Regions from separate parts of the Homo sapiens genome. Here all the other regions are linked to region 2. A link is a contact called in ENCODE Hi-C data. All regions are on one chromosome and are shown on one strand. The core of a region is the stretch at or near the end of the contact, and the rest is flanking DNA. Distances in the headings are between cores, read along the strand shown.

Region 1 (3,663 bases), core at 84-2,583, 1.1 Mb after region 2:
TGAATTTGAGGAGTACTACCATCTTAACAATATTAAGTCTCCTGATCCATGGACATGGGATGTTTTCTTCACTTATTTAGGTCTTCTGTAATTTCTTTGAACAATGTTTTGTATTTTCCAGAATATAATTTTTGCATTGCTCTGTTAAATTTATTCCTAACAATTCTATTTTAATGCTGTTGTAAACGCAACTGTTGATAATTTCATTTTTAAATTGCTCACTGTTTAAGTGTGTAGGATAAAATTGATTTCTGTGTATGCTGAACTCATTTTATTTGATAGTTCTTTACATTCTTTAGGATTTTCTATGTACAAGGTCATGTCATCTGAGAATAGAGACAGTGTTTCTTCTTCCTTTCCAATCTGAATGCCTTTTATTTCATTTTCTTGCTGAACTGGCATGGCTAAAATATAATATTTCAAAGGAAAAAAATCTATGCAATTTAGTTAAACTCATGATATGTTGATTAAAAACAACATTGGCTCCCAAAAGTCACATAACAAAATATAAATTATATAATTTATCAAGATGATTCTAGCCAGAAAGAACTCCAGGTTAATTTTGATATTATGGTCATTTGGTATCAAAGTCCAGTAAAAGGTCACCAGAGAAAAGCAGAAAGAATGCAAAAATCAGGCAATTGCATACAAAAAAATCACATCAACTTTATCACCTCAGCACATATACTGCTGGTAGGATCTGTAAATACTGGCCAAGTAAAATGCTAATAAAATCTCTTATGATGATGAATAAGGACTCTCAAATTTCTATTCTATGTTTTGACCCCTAAATACTCATCTTAGACACTTCCTATTTCACCGTTTATCTTTATCCTAATAAAGGCGAGGCTTAAAAACTCATAGAATATAATGAAAGAAACGTAAATTAAAACATGCTATTACAGGATTTCTCAAAGATGAGAGGGAAGTTGGTTTATGTGCTGGGGCTGGGCCAAAGAGACATTTGTGAGTTCAGGCTGGCAGGACTGGGCCAATTCTGCCCCATGTGGTCAAGAAATTAGTTACATACAAGGGAACTGAGCATATAAATAAATATACTGAGAAAATGGGGAGGCCAGATTTCTCAGTCAGAGAATGGAGCTACAAGTATGGAAAAGGAGAAGACTAGAACAAACTGTTGTGCTGGATTAAAATTCCAGATACTGGTGAAAACCCATGACTTTTATACCCTGATATAGACATACAGATACACAGGTAGATATAAACGTATGTGTATAAACTCACATATATTGCCTAGATCTGTCTGCTGAGAGGGCTTAGAAGCAATGAAACCCCGGTAGCAATGAGCATACTTATTACTCACATCTTGTATTCTGAATATTACTCTTCACAAAAAATAACTAGGGCTCCTTGGAGACGTGACTAATTATAGAACTGAGTCAGAGAAAGTATAAGATGAGTCTGAAATATTTTGTGCCAGAAAGGAAGTGCTCAAAAAATGATGGGGACTTGTCAAAAGAAAACATGAGTCACCCTGAAAAGGCTCCTACTGGCCAAATCTGAGACAATTTGAGCATTCAAAATAAATAATGAAAGTAACAATTTTATAACACATTGATTAGAATGAGATTCCGTGAGTCAATATAAACAACAAACAGGGAAAGAGGACTGCTTTTCCTTATTGTAGAATGCCAACTAATAAAAGTAGAAGTAGTGATAGAATTAGAAAATCATCATTTGGCAGCCATCTCAGTAATAAGTGATTGAGGCAAGAATCGTCAATGGATGTAAAAACCAGTAGATATAAGTCTGACACAATAGGATATTTACACCATCTCAGGACAGCTTTCTACAAAATATTTACCAATTACTTATTAACATGTACAAAATACTTATCAACTTTACAGTGGAGAAACCTGGTACATTCCACTTCCCCAAGTGATAAAAATTCAAGTCACAGTACAGAGATGAATTAACACTGTATACCTCCTGATATGATGCAATACAAACCCAGCATCACTTCTAGGGTGTTCTTGCCAAAGCTATGTGACCTGAATCTAATTACAAAGAAATACTTGATGAACACAAATGAAAAACTACAAAGTGACTGGACTCTTCAAAAATATCGAGGTAACAAAAGACAAGGATATACTATGGTATTGTTCTAGACAAAAGGGGCCTAAAAAGACACAACAATAAATGTAACACAGGATCCTCACTTGAACCTTAGGTCTAAAAAAACAGAGAGAAAAGTAACATAGGCTTGTGTATGTGTGTATGCATTTTTGTGCTATAAAGGACATTACAGGGAAAATCTGTAACACTTGTACAGGGTGTGTGGATTAGATGGTAACATCTCAATGTTACTTTCCTGGTTTTGATGGCCATGTCTAGTAATGTAAAAAAAAGTGTCCTTGTTTTCAGCTAATACACACTGGGATACTGAAGGACAGTGGTGCAATATATCAGAAACTTATTCTCAAATGGTTTAGAAAAAAATACAGAGTAAAACAGAAAAAGTGATAAGGCAAATGTGGTAACACGTTAATAACTGGGGAGTCTGAGTGAAGGGTATGCATATGTTCTTTGTATTATTCTTGTCATTTTCCTGTAAATTTGAAATTTAAAAATAAAAAATGTTGTGTATTAGTCCGTTTTTACACTGCTGATAAAGACATACCAAAGACTGGGCAATTTACAAAAGAAAGAGGCTTAATTGGGCTCACAGTTCCATGTGGCTGGGGAAGTCTCACAATCATGTCAGAAGGCAAGGAGGAGCAAAGTCATGTCTTACATGGATGGTGGCAGGCAGAGAGCTTGTGCAGGGCAACTCCCATTTTTAAAACCACCAGACCTCATGAGACCCATTCACTATCATAAGACCAGCATGGGAAAGACCCACCCCCATAACTCACCACTGGGTCCCTCCCAAAACACATGGGAATTATGGGAGCTACAAGATGAGATTTGGGTGGGGACACAGAGCCAAACCATATCATTCCGCCTCTGGCTTCTCCCAAATCTCGTATCTTCACATTTTCAAACCAATTATGCCTTCCCAACAGTCCCCCAACATCTCAACTCATTTCAGAATTAACCCCAAAGTCCAAGTCCAAAGTCTCGTCTGAGACAAGGCAAGTCCCTTCTGCCTATGAGCCTGTAGAATCAAAACTAAGTTACTTCCTAGATACAATGGGGGTACAGGCATTAGGTAAATATAGCCGTTCCAAATGGGAGAAATTGGCCAAAACAAAAGGGCTACAGGTCCCATGCAAGTCCAAAATCCAGCAGGGCAGTCAAATCCTAAAGTTCCAAAATGATCTCCTTTGACTCCATGCCTCGCATCCGGGTCACTCTGATACAAGAGGTGGGTTCCCATGGTCTTGGGCAGCTCCGCCCCTGTGGCTTTTCAGGGTATAGCCTCCCTCCTTGCTGCTTTCACAGGCTAGCGTTGAGTGTCTGCAGCTTTTCCAGGTGCACAGTGCAGGCTGTTGGTAGATCTGCCATTCTAGGGTCTGGAGGACAGTGACCCTCTCTTCTCACAGCCCCACCCAGCGGTGTCCCAGTAAGGACTCTGTGGGAGGGCTCCAATGCCACCTTTCCCTTCTGCACTGCCCTAGCAGAGGTTCTCCATGAGGGCCCCACTCCTGCAGCAAACTTTTGCCTGGGCATCCAGGCATTTCCACACATCTTCTGAAATCT
Region 2 (3,509 bases), core at 630-3,129:
TCCGAGAGAGTGACTAACTGGACAAATAAACAAGAGAAGAAAAAAGTGAAGACATTGAAACAAAAAAATTGGCTTATCTGATTTATAAAATAATCTGCTAGAGGGTGGCTGATGTCTTCACAAAGCCTTTCACTTGCATGAACTCCGGGCTGCTGTTGGGAGGAGCATGTTCAAGGGCTCCCTGGCTACTATATCTTTTGACTCTTTGGGAGAGAGAAGAGGCAAGGGCTTCAAATCAGCCTAGAGTTTGAGACTGAGCTATTTGAAATAGTGAGAGGAAAGAACAGTAGCTGTCCTGAACATGCAGAAAGTCTTGACTGATCAGTATCTGCAGGGCAGATTTTCAATCCTTTTAATCCCTTTGAGATGGATTCCACAGGCTCTACTGGGTAGTGGATCCAAGATGGCTGTGTGATCCTGGACAAGCCTCATCTGTAAAATGGCAGCAATACCTGCCCTATCTAACTCATAGAGTGGCTGTCAGACTCAGAGAAGACAACAAGTGAATGCTTGGGGACCTGACCAGTTGTAATGGCACAAGTGGGAAAATGCTTCCCATTCTCGTTCTTTTTCTCTCTCATTCACTTATGTCCCCATATCTGTAGTCAGGCATTTGTGGTATAAATAGCTTGGTTAGGAGTAGAGTGGGTAGCCATGAGCAGGGTGTGGAAGTTAAAATGGCACCTTTGCCAATTCCAGCCAAGCCTATGGCCAACAGCCAGGCCTGGCCTCTTCCACTTGACACTGGCCTGCTGGTGAGACTCACAAGACCTCCTTGCTTTGTAAACATCATCCAAAATTCTTCCATCAGTTGACATCACCATCTAGTGGGGTCTTCTCTCATGGGAACTTCTGCTCAGAGAGCGAATTGCTATGAGTCAGTAGGAATGACTAACAGAGATTCCAGAGAGAAGACACTGCCAGTTCATGGCCTCTTAAAGAAATGAATACATCAGTTAAAAGGCTCTTGTCTGCTGTCTATGACTTTCAGAACAACTTCTCCCAGTTGTCTGACATTGAGAGTAATGGAACCCTTGGGAGAAGTATCAACGTAATTAACAAACTTAGACATAATGATCCCTGATACTTTTAACAAAACATAAAATAACCAAGAAATGTCTACCACTTTATAAGTTCACATTGGAAACACACCTGATATAAATAATGAGTCAGAACAGTGGTTTCACTATTAAAAGTCAGCAGGTTTCATTATTAAAAGTCAGCCAAGAAAACGTGAAAACTTACAGGCTGAAAGAATAATTAAAGGCGATCACTATAGATTTTAAGCATTATTAGTTCTCAAAACTTCTGACTGGCTGATGATGAAGACAAATTCATTCTAATTGTCCTTGATAATTTCATGCTTTTAAAATCTCATGGCAAGACCAACTTGGGAGCCATAGTCCTCAACAGTGGGCATGGTCAGAATGATGGCTGGTAAGAGCAGAGCCCTAATCCATGACAGAATCTGTTAGCCTGCATGGATACAAGTGGGATGATGACTAATGAAGCCACTATTTAGCATTGTATCTAGGATTTCCTTGCCATCTGTAAACCGTGACCCCTCCCTTCAGGCAGTTTTTTAACCTGAGGTGGTTACCTGTTTTTGTTTGCTGTCCTACACTCCTGGCCCCTTGATAGAATTCAACTCTTCTTTGATAACGATTCAGTCTTCCCCTGTTCAAGTGATCAATGTGGGGCTGACCCCACCTCAGCTTCAGAGATGAGCATGTGACCCTGCCTGGCCAATGAGAATACCATATCTCTCTGACCATAGTGATTGGTTAAGGGATGAACATGTGGCCCACAGCTGACCAATCAGAGCTACTGAGACTCAGTTCTATGGTTTCAATGGAAACCACTGAAAAAGAGAAACTCTCTTTTGGCTAGAGTTGCTGTGAGGATGGAATGGGGAACCTGGACAGCTCCAGCAATCTTACTGCAGAAGGTGCTTCTGGGTGGATCCCAGGCAGAGGAATCAGAGGCAAAACATGGAGGGAGTGAACTCCTGAAATCACTTGGGTTCTGAATCCAGCCAAGCCCGAAACCAGCCCTGCCCTGGGCTTTTCAGGTACTTGAGCCAATGCATTCTCTTTTCCTCTTCATCAAGGTTTGTTTAGAGTTTGCATCCCACGTGACTGAACAGAATGGACATTGCTCTTAGCAAGGGACAGTAACCATGAGTCCAAGTCCTGAAACAGAGATGGGGTCCCCTTCCTCCCTTCTCACTGGTTTCCTTCCTCCTGAGTGGGGTCTATCTGAGCCTGGCATTTCCTTCGTGACAGTTTCATTTGCTCCTGGACGGTTCCCTTGCTCACCATCAGCCCTCGGGCCAGCTCTAACACTCAGTTTGTCCAGATAATGTTAGGAACCTGTAAAGAGGAACTCTATGTTGTTCAACTTTTTCTCTCATTAGCACACTGTTTTTCTGTCCCGGGTGATGCAGGCTGAATGCAAAGCAGCAAGATGTGCTGGTTTGAATTCCGTGGCCTTCCTTCATCAGCCTGAGTGTTTGTGTACACACAGCTGGGCTGCAACGTCAGTTTCTGTCTGATGGCTCAGAGCCACAATTTTACCCTGTTATTGATGCCCATTATGTCATTTTAGAAAATGTAGGGATGTGGCTGTCCAACTTATCTGAATATCTGTATATAAATAAATAAATGTACATTTAAATCCATCCTAACTTTGACGTGATCTGAGGGAAAAATGAGGTCTTTGTGTTTTCCCATAGAAATAAGAAGAAAGTAGGTTAATAAACCATCAGTATCACAAGCAATAATGCAACACATGAAATATCATTTGCAAATTATTTTTGCAATTACAATGTTGGTTTTCCATGAAGAGTTGTAGCAGCTGCCTCCTCTCTCAAATAACATATTCACCTGTGGACAGATGGGGAATTGCTAAGATCCCAGCTTATGTTTGTGAAAAGAGAAGCACCACAGTTTAGTGAGCAAGGAGGTTACTAAGCTTGGTGTGCACTCAAAGGCCATGTCTGCACTGTGTGTGATGAAGTGGAGGCTTTGGATACCCATCAGCAAGTTTTATGTTAATAAAATATTTTTTCTTCTATCAAATGCTAAGACCAAAAAGTTTGTCATCTGAATGTAATCGCGTAATTGTCTTGACTCTCAGCTCCATTTTGTGCTCAGAAGAAAGCAGTTGTGTCACGAAATGGAAAGATGAGGTCTAGGTTCAGTAGACCAGTATTGGCATTCTGGGAAAAATAAGACCCCAAAGATAACTTTTTACCATGATTTCACAGACAAATAGGACCTGAGATTTTCTTTTTATGGAGCAAGAAAGCAATGCTTATGAGGACCAGATCTGGGTCTAGTACTACCAAAGAGACTGCAGAGACTTGTGGAGGCATGTGATGGTGTTTCTGAACAATGTTTTTAAATTGTATATGTTTTGTAACAGGAAGAGAGAGATAGGGAAAGGGAGGCGGGAGGAAGGAAAGAAGAAAATAAGAGGAAGGAAGGAAGAATGGAGGAAAATTTCTC
Region 3 (3,410 bases), core at 732-3,231, 1.0 Mb before region 2:
AAGACAACACAAAACACAAAGACGTTCTATTAAGCAGGCGTTTCATTGAAGCATTGGATGTGCTTCAGTAGGCCTCAGATTCTCAAAACGGGACGGATACTTCAGTGAGACGTTAGAGAACACATTTATTCCTGTACAAGGCCACACCAAAAAAATCTCTATCAATACTGAACATCTATCTTCTTTACTGAGCATCCTTTCTTTGGTAGGAGTGAAGAGATGTGAAGCTAGTCAAACTTCTCGAGTGCCCCTCCACCTTCATCTATTCCCTAAAAAGCAATTTCCCCATCAGAGAGCAGAGCCAAGTGGACTATGATCCTATCAATACCAGGAGAGGCAAGAGAAACAAAGCAGCGATCTGACTCCTTGGTACTCAAGGTAGGAGTGCTAGACCTGGAGAGGCCGGGAAATTAGGGTGCCCAATTTAAACATTTAATTAAAAAGTATTCAGACTTAAAAAAAAAAAAAAAGATGCAGAGAAAAGGAGTGCCACACTATTCAGAAAGGAATGCAAATGCTGAGTCATCACTCTTCATTGGAAAGGAAGGAAACCAGAATTAAGTGGTTGGAAGATGGAATTCATTCATTAGATTGAGCTTCAGGTAAAAAGCAACAGCAAGACAGGAGAAAAAGCGTTCAGAAGACACACATCAAATAGCGGATGAAGACATAATTTTAGCCAACTCTGAAGCTTTCGACGCACAAACAGATTAGGAAGAGGCAACACCTAGAGAGCAAAAGGAGTTTAACAACTGGTTGTCAGTTTAGCGTAGGGAGCGCTCAAAGTAAACTTCTTTATCCAAGAAGGGAAAGATGCTCGGGCAGCAAAAGGTATCCCTTATGTACTTCAAAAGTAGCGGGCGCTAGGCGGGTGTTTCTGACAGCGTGGGCGGGGGCACGTGGGGCATAAAGAGAGAAGGGGCTTGAGTGGTGAAAGAGTGTCCTGCTTCCTCCGAGAGCTTAGCTGGGGAGAAGAGCTGGGAGCGACTCGAGCTGAGGACGTGGAAGGGGTGAGTGCTAATTCCTCAGGGCCCGCGGGGCCCACCCCCGGGCCCACCCCCAATCCTACCCCCGCCAGGCCCTTCCCCCGTGGGCGCCGGCAGCTCCAGGCCCAGCCCAGGGCGTCCAACGCGGAGGGGGTGCAGGAGTTCTCCTGGGCCTGACAGCCTCAGCCGTGCAGAAACCCGGCCTAGGGAGGGCATGCAAAGAAGGACGCCAGAGAAAAAGGTCGAGACAAGCCCCAGACCCCAGGAAGTGACTGTTTGGGGGAAGGGAGGATTTCCTTCCCAAGGAAAAGGGGACAGATGAGGAATGCACTTCGCGTCCACGCCGCCCTGGTCAGGGAGCCGCCTAGAGTCCCGGCTTCGGCCCAGTCTCTCCTGCTCCCTCCCTTAGCGTCCCGCGGTGCCCGGGCCTCTTGGCGCCTGGCACCCCTCGTCTCGGGTACTCACAGAGTCCGGGGCTGCCCGTCGTCTTCCATCATGGTGGGTGCGACGGAGCGATCCCGGGACAAGGGGGAGGGCAGGGTTGGGGAGGGGAGGGGGTGGGGAGGAAGGGGAGGGGGGCTCTGGGCACCGGCTGGGGACAGAGGAAAAGGCACCGAACCCTGCTCTCGGGCTCTCTCCCCCCAGCCCGCTCCGGACACTGCGCTCCAACCAGGAGGAGCAGGAGGAGGAGGAGGATGAACAAAATGGCCGCCGCCACCAGCCAGGCAGGAAACAGGGCAGAGCGCAGGCGCGACCCGCCAGGTCACCGCTCAGGCCAGCCGCGACAGCCTGCAAGGGGGACGACCGAGGGGAGAGAAAAAAGGGCCGCCGAGGAAACCCTGGGACCCGCTCACGACGGATCACGTCGTCGCTGTGGGCCTCTGGCCGGCCGAAGCCCAGCCAGCTCCGGGAGAGATCGGGCAAAAAGAGAAACGTCGTGAAGCCGAAGTCTCTGGGAATTGTGGTCCTGGAAATGAGAGAGGGAAGCACTTCTGCAGAGGACTTCTGGAACCTGTGGTTAAGAGGAGCCGCCGGCGCCCACCCGCGCTGGGACGTGAAGAGGAGACTTCTGGGTAGTGTAGTCATACGTGAGGACGTGCGACGACCAGGAAGTCGGCGGGCTGGGAGGTAAAGGGAAGAATAAAAGCGACATTGAAAGGCGGGGAGACCAAGTGGGGAAAAGCGCTGTCTGGGAAAGCGAACTACAAGTCCCAGAGTTCCTCGCGCCGGGGGCTGTCCTCGGACTGCTCCAGGCATTGTAAGGCTCTTCTGTTGGCCCAGTCTGAGCTGCTGCTCCGCCTTCGTCCAGCCCGAGAGCGGTTTCTTCAACTGTGGCTCAGGCAGCACTCTCCCTCCGCGTGGTGTCCGAGCCAGCAGGGCCGTCCGGCCCTCCTGTGTTCATCAGAACGGCTGGCTCGCGTTAGTCAACCGCCGCTTCGCGCGACAGTCAGAAGAGAGGCTGTGCTGGCGGGGACCCGGAGGGGTTGGGGTGTTTTGGGGACTCGATTTCCCACAAATAGGTATTTCTAGCCTATTTGTTAAATACAAGTAGGTGGCCTGCTTGTAAATTGCTTTACAAGTTTCAGAGGTTTCCCTATCAAATGTCTCATCGGATAGTGGGGTAAGAAGAGGAGCCCTATTATAATGACTTGCCCAACTCCCCCCGTATTCTTGGAGTTAAAAGAAAAAAAAATCCTTGGGCAGAGACGTGCACAAACATAAAGTTGCGTTTACAGACATCAGTCATGTGGGCTAGAAACGCAGTTTTGCATGAAGATAGGGGAAGCCATGTTCATACTAGCTCTGCATCCCTGTAGAATTTGTCTTCTCACCCCCCACAACAGTTCCTGGTGTGCTTTTTTCCTCCTCTAAGTACCTTCAGGAGAAAGTACTTGGTCTTGTAGCTTAGTGAAGAGTGGCGATGAAGAAAGATCTTTCAGCCCATTGCCAGAACTTAACTGCCCCGGTTAGTAATGGCTTAAGAGTTGCTTCTGCCGACATGTACTAAGTGCATGTCGACCTCTGCAAGTGGCGGTGCGTATGCGTGCCACTGAACATTAATCTTGAAAGCAGAATCAACCATGCAGCAAGCCCTTATGTTGTCCATTTTCAGGGGAGGAAATTTCAACCTGAAAGACTTCATAGAGACACGGCAAAGGAGTTGAGCCCCATAAGAGTCCGTAGGAACAACAAAAGGCTCAGACGCCAGGACCCATGGCTAAAATGTATGGGCTGGGGATGCGGGCGGGAGCGGGGGGAAGGGAACTAAAGCTAGAGAGGACCTTGTAGAACCGTGTTGTCAAGAATCTATTTCATGCTGAGGAATTTGAGCTTTCTCTTCCAGGCAGTGAGGAGCCACTCAAAGGTTTTGTCTATGTTTTTAATTGGACCTAGGTGTAGAACTGGATTTAATTATAATCCAAT

Evidence for each region. A loop is a pair of places that touch in the nucleus more often than their neighbours do. Pooled maps may share reads with other maps.
Region 1: a loop to region 2 is called in a map with no recorded cell type, with 10 times the contacts of the local background. The contact joins the enhancer-like site here to the promoter of LINC02930 in region 2. A Hi-C loop is called at or near these places in 3 of 37 single-sample maps with no recorded cell type and 2 of 50 pooled maps.
Region 3: a pooled map shows a loop between it and region 2 (9-fold over the local background). The contact joins the promoter of TIAL1 here to the promoter of LINC02930 in region 2. A Hi-C loop is called at or near these places in 3 of 37 single-sample maps with no recorded cell type and 1 of 50 pooled maps.

Annotation. Positions count from the first base shown.
Region 1 is chr10:121,752,923-121,756,585 of GRCh38, forward strand. The region is part of intron 11 of ATE1 (arginyltransferase 1); the gene reads right to left. Among named protein-coding and RNA genes, the nearest start is that of FGFR2, 160 kb to the left of the region's middle. RefSeq lists an enhancer at 1,329-1,388. Within about 2 kb of position 1,334, at least 4 of the 41 ENCODE cell types and tissues checked have a DNase peak (open chromatin) inside an H3K27ac peak, as active enhancers do.
Region 2 is chr10:120,606,703-120,610,211 of GRCh38, forward strand. It overlaps LINC02930 (long intergenic non-protein coding RNA 2930), which reads left to right and starts at 1,880. Exons shown (of 5, transcript XR_002957103.2): 1 at 1,880-2,071.
Region 3 is chr10:119,594,983-119,598,392 of GRCh38, forward strand. It overlaps TIAL1 (TIA1 cytotoxic granule associated RNA binding protein like 1), which reads right to left and starts at 1,982. Exons shown (of 12, transcript NM_003252.4): 1 at 1,452-1,982. The coding sequence starts at 1,483. It overlaps LOC105378512 (a long non-coding RNA gene), which reads left to right and starts at 582. Exons shown (of 2, transcript XR_946358.3): 1 at 582-1,010; 2 at 1,632-3,410. RefSeq lists silencers at 995-1,094, 1,505-1,614 and enhancers at 1,213-2,211, 1,625-2,214, 2,212-3,209, 3,105-3,194.